Regions from separate parts of the Mus musculus genome. Here region 1 is linked to region 2. A link is a contact called in ENCODE POLR2A ChIA-PET data. All regions are on one chromosome and are shown on one strand. Each heading gives the region's core, a stretch centred on a gene start or an enhancer-like site at or near the end of the contact. The rest is flanking DNA. Distances are from core to core; before and after follow the strand shown.

Region 1 (2,855 bases), core at 53-2,552, 490 kb before region 2:
CCACAAAGCTCATGAAAAGACTGGATGACTCCCCTTGCAAGCTGCCACTATGAGGCACACAGGTCTGGAGCCAGTGGGAAGCCTGGAGGCCCTGTTGGCCCCTCGAAGGGACAGCAGACCCACCTGAAGGAACACTTGCAGCTCCAGTTCCCTCGGCCAGCTTTCCTGGCTGCCAGCCACTGCTCCTGCATAGCTGAAGGTTATGATGTTTAAATATTAAAAATGCTTAGCTAAATACGCTGGCTTGTTTTCTTTTGCCGATAGTAACAGTCTGCCCACAGAGCCCTTTCAAACCTCTTCAGTGTTTAGAAAACGGATAAGGTACTCATTCACTGACGCTCAAGTTTGCCAGAGCCAGGAATGAAGCCCGGGATTTCGTGAAGGGAGAACCAGCCTGGACCACACACATAGGCTGTTCTGCTTCCTCCTCCCTGCCCAAGCTGGCTCTCCCCTGCGCGCTCTCTCTCTCTCTCTCTCTCTCTCTCTCTCTCTCTCTCTCTCTCTCTCTCTCTCTCTCTCTCTCTCTCTCTCTCTCTCTCTCTCTTCTCCCTTCCCCCTCCCTCTCTGCCCTCATTCTAACAAACTGGCCATGACTGGCAACCAGAAAAATCCATAATAGAAGTCAGAGGGGGGCTTCCAGGGCTTAGAGGGCCCTTTGGTATCCAGGAGATGAATAAAAAAAAAAAATGGATTACCAAAGTGTGTGTTCCTATAACTAAAGAGAGCACACACACACACACACACAAAGCTGGGGCCACCCCCAAAACATCTTTTATGAGACACGGGAGCCAAACAGAATTATTAAAATCACTTTTTTTTTTTGGTGGGGTTACAGAAAGAAATACACTCTCTTCAAGAATAGGGCTGGTTTGGGCCCCACCCACTAGCTGCCCCCCCCCCCCCCACACTGCCCTGAGACATTAATTATCTCCCCAGCACGGTTGGAGGAGTCCTTTGACTTGGCTGGATATAGTATTTGCATTTATCAAATAAGGACCTGTTGGGCACAGGAGACCAGGGCTGGAGGAGGAGGTGATTAGGTGCGAACTTCTTTTAGGAAACACGAGCAAGACTCTGTACTTTCTCCTCACGAGTACCCATCCTTGACTGCAGACTTCAAACAGGAGTAAGCTGGATCCAACTGGAGCCCTGTGGGAACTTGGAAAGACGTTGAGCTTCTTTTATTTCAGTGTGAGCTCCAGTGTGTGCAGAAAGAATGAAGCAGTTAAATTCAAGAAGTATTTATGGCGCTGCTGAGACGAAATGAGGCAGGACTTGGCACGAGAGGCCAGCTCTGGGCAGCAGAGCCTGGAGCACAGCCACCTCAGAGCAGCCCTGGCCCGTTGAGCTGTGGCAGGGCAGCTTCTGATTAAAGAAGTCGGCTCGCACATTTTTGTTGTGTGAATCAGCTTTTTGCCACTGTAGCAAACACTCAGGATGATCAACTTATAAAAGACAAAGGTTTCTCTTGACTTACAGCTTTAAGGCTCTGGACAACGATGAACTTAGCCCAGTTCTTTGGGCCTGTGGGAAGGAAGGTATCATGGTGGCAATGTTTGACAGAGTCCAATCATGTCGAAGCCACAGCCCAGCTGGTAAAAGAGAGGAAGAGGAGGAGACAGGATTTCCTATCATTGCCCCCAGAAGGCATTTCCCTAGGAACCTAAAAATCTGCCACCTTGAGGTCCTGGCCGGGGGTGGGGGGTGGGGTGGGGGGTGGGGTGGGGGAGATATTCAGCTTAGGGAATCCAGTGCAAGGGGGTTCTTTGTCTGCAGTGTAGTCTGCTTGAGCATAGCTGTCCTACCAGTTGATGTTGGATATTGAACATCTGTCAGTATACATTGTACTAAGCAAGATAGAGCCATGGAAAAAGTGTGTCAGACAGTATACTCCTCAGCTGACATATGCGCTAACTCTAGACACGTGCCACACAATCCACACAATCATGTCTTCTCGGGGGCAGACAACCTATATACCAATGGTTCCCCAAGGTTCCTGTCACCTAGGAACATTGTAGAGTGTGTGTGTGTGTGTGTGTGTGTGTGTGTGTGTGCGCGCGCGTGCTCAGGAAAGCCATGGATCAGTGTCAGGTGTCTTTCTTCATCGATTTCCACCTTATCTTTTGAGATAGGGTCTCACTGGACCTGGAACTTTCTCACTTTCTTCATGGAATTCTCAGGCACCGCTTCCTACCTCAGGCATTGCACCTCCTACCAACATCATCTTGATGGTATTCCACTACAAGTAGCTTGTTTCGCTCTTTTAAAATGAGGAGTTAAAGGGTGCACCTGTAATCCTGGCACTGGGGAGGGATACACTCTTGGCTACATAGAGTCTGGATGCCTGCCTGGGCTATGTGAGACCCATGGAAAGCTCCAAAATCAAGCAAATAAAAAGGACACTTGTGTCTAGCACCGTGTACTAGAAGCCTGGACTGTTAGCAGCACATTTACTACCACAGAAGACATTTTAAGCCAGGCAAGGTGGTGAAATCCCATCACCCAGGAGACAAAGACAGGCTTTCAAAGCCAGTCTGGTTACCTGGCCACATGTTGTCACAAAACAACATTCCAGTAGGCTACTCTAGTAGTAGAGTGTGACTTTTACACTCAGCCTAGCTAGTTCTTATTTTCCTTGCAAGGAAGATAGGCCAGGAAGGAAAGAAGAAAGGCTTTGTCTTCATTCTTTCACAGAAATCGGTTATCACTCTATGAAGAGCAGTTAGTGTCTTGTGGCTTCTCTGTTGTTGAAAAGATACCCAGACCTCTGCAAATTTTCAGTTATTCTCCAACTGGAATGTAAATCAGTATACTGATCCTTTCCAAAGAGCTGAGTCATGGCCTCATTAATAATA
Region 2 (2,772 bases), core at 120-2,619:
CCATAAAGCAGGGCATGTTACTTTGGGATCAGGTTCCCCTGGGGTCTCCCTTTAAATTTTGATGTTGTTATTTTGTGTGTGTGGATATTATGACTTATTAATGTTTGTGCAGTGTGGTGCCGAAGGAGGCCAGAAGAGGGCATCAGATCCCTTGGACAGGGGTTACTAATAATTGTGAGCTGCCATGTGGATGCTGTGACTCAAACTCAGGTTCTCTGGAAGAGCAGCCAGTGCTCTTAATGGCTAAGCTATCTGTTACACCGCTCCCTTAATTAAAGCATACAGGTAATCTAATTCAGCAGTTGTTTTTCTACAACCCAATGTCTTTCGGCTAGTCTTTATTCTTCTCTTTCAAATTCAATTTACAATAAACAGAAAGATCGTGGATTAAAGGAGTGTGCTAGGGCTAAGCCACACGTGTAGAGATAGTTTTTTCTAGTATACAACCTCGGGATTCACAGTATGATCAAATATCCTGCAACAGAGTATTTAAATAAGAGCTATTTATTACAGGCATATATTCCTCCCTACATGTTATTTTTAAGGCACTAAGTTGTGGTCTTATTACAACGAATGGTTCTTAGGCACTAATTAAAAAAAAAAATTTAAGCCGGGCGTGGTGGCACACGCCTTTAATCCCAGCACTCGGGAGGCAGAGGCAGAGGCAGAGGCAGGCAGATTTCTGAGTTGGAGGCCAGCCTGGTCTACAAAGTGAGTTCCAGGACAGCCAGGGCTATACAGAGAAACCCTGTCTCGAAACAAACAAACAAACCAAAAAAATCTAAAAGTTTAAGGTTATCCTGACTCTTCCCCAATTCAAACATCTGTAAATAACCATGCAGATCTAAATTTGAAAATCTTTAAGAAAGGGCTGGCAAGATGGCTCGCTCATCAGGTAAAAGCTCCTACCACCAAGTTGAAGACTGGGTACCTGCATTAGTGAGAGAACTGATTCCCACAAACTGACCTCTAGGTTCACCTGGCATGCACACAAATGTAATGTTAAAAATTCAAGAATAAAAGATAAGCCATGTCTCACTTGACAAGAAGTTTCCACTTATGTGGCGTAAATGCAACTTTGAACCGATTTGAACCTGAACTAAGCAGTACATGGGCCTGACTAGGGATTGGAGCGATCACTAACCACAGACAAAACTCGTTTGTGGTTGGGCCCAGCAGGCTTGAACCCTATGTGGAGTTTGACCTATCTGGCAACTCCCGTCTCTCAAGAACCACATTCCAGGGCTCTCTCTTCTCTAAAGCCCTCACTCGGCGCCGCGAGTTAGCTATAGCCCGTAGTCGCCCACTTCCTCCAGGAGAGATTCAGATCTTCCCATCATGCCGCGGGAGCGCGCTGGGCCCCAGAGTGCACTGCGCGTGCGTGCGAGCGCGCGCGCAGCCCCACTCCCTTGCGGCCGCGGGAAAATTCCAAACACGTCAAAACAAAAAAAGTTCCGTGAGGCTGTGCCAAGTTTTCAAGCCGCAGAAGCCGGGCGGTGGCTTCTTTTCCGCCGCGGCCCAGTCTGCTGAGGCAGCTCTGGGTGAGGACCACCCGGGAAGACCGCCGTTTCCTGCTAGGGCAGAGAAGACTCGCGAGAACGTGCGCCCGAGTCTCAACGTGGGCGAGCCGCGCTCCCGCGGCGCGGTGGAGCTGAGGCAGGACGGTGAGAAGCTACGGTGGGCGGGTGCGAGCCGCGGGAGGGCGGGGCGGGATGTGGGGGGTTGGGGGGGGGGGAAGATATAGCCCGGCAGGAGGCGGGGCCTGGCGGGAGGCGGGGCTAGAGCCAGGTGGGAGGTGAGGCCGACGGTGAGGGGCGTGGCTAATCGGGGAGTTGAACCCAGCTTGGCAGTGGCCGACAGACGCGGTGGGCGTGACCACACGGAAACTGATCTCGGCGGGAGCCCGCACGACTTAGAGGGGCCGCTCCACAAGGGAGAGGAGCCGGAGGGGGGCTGCGCCATCGCAGATGAGCCCGGCGGGGCGGGACCGACAGTGAGGGGTGGGGTCTAAGGCCCAAGGTGAAGCTTGGTGAGCTTGGCTCGCGGCGATGGTAGAGAGGCATCTGTCCTTTACCCTTCGTCCCCATTTATTTTTATTTTTATTGTTTTAAGCAAATCCTCTCCCTCTGGTTTCAACGTAGCCGCAGGTACTTTTGGAAGGACTGGGGCAAAGGTGAAGCTTATTGCTCGCCATCCATTAGAGCAGCTCTGCTCAGGGTCTCAAGATCGCCCTCCCACAGCTGCTTGAGTGACAGGCCCAGAGGCCCATTCAAGGCCTGAGAGTGTTTAATGCTTGTGTCTTGCTGTCTTGCTGCCTTACTGGAACAGTTTTTAGGTGCTTGGGCTTGGAGGGGGTGCTGGATGAAAATCTTGGAACAGGCCAATGATATTGAAGACCTCTGTGTGCCTGGACTTTTCCTCTAGTATGAGATGATTCGAAAAATCCCATCCCTCATTAAATTAATCTAAGCGGGTGTGACCGACGTGAGATACCTATTTGTGGATGGCCCTCGCCTTTAGGGTGCTTCCAAATGGCAGATTTAACGCTCACAATTGAACAACTGGCGGTTATGTGTGTGTATGTAGAGGCCAGAGGTGGTGTCAGGAGTGCCCCATCTTTCCCTCCTTATTCGTCCCCCGCCTCTCCTCACACCCATCACATTTGGCTTGTAGGTCACCTGACTTTGCAAGCCCTTGGGGTTATGCCTTTCTCTGCCTCCCCATTGCTGAGATGACAAATGTGGGCCACACACTTAAAACCTTAAATACACA

The links. ChIA-PET counts read pairs that join two places held with the same protein, here RNA polymerase II (POLR2A).
Region 1: POLR2A ChIA-PET joins it to region 2 with 15 read pairs in Patski. The contact joins the enhancer-like site here to the promoter of Fancc in region 2. POLR2A ChIA-PET finds 5 or more read pairs at or near these places in 2 of 5 experiments (Patski and embryonic stem cell).

What each region holds. Positions count from the first base shown.
Region 1 is chr13:63,915,780-63,918,634 of GRCm38, reverse strand. No RefSeq gene overlaps it. Among named protein-coding and RNA genes, the nearest start is that of Gm46423, 10 kb to the right of the region's middle. Within about 2 kb of position 1,302, at least 3 of the 3 ENCODE cell types and tissues checked have a DNase peak (open chromatin) inside an H3K27ac peak, as active enhancers do.
Region 2 is chr13:63,430,342-63,433,113 of GRCm38, reverse strand. Fancc (Fanconi anemia, complementation group C) reads left to right here and starts at 1,369. Exons shown (of 15, transcript NM_007985.3): 1 at 1,369-1,664.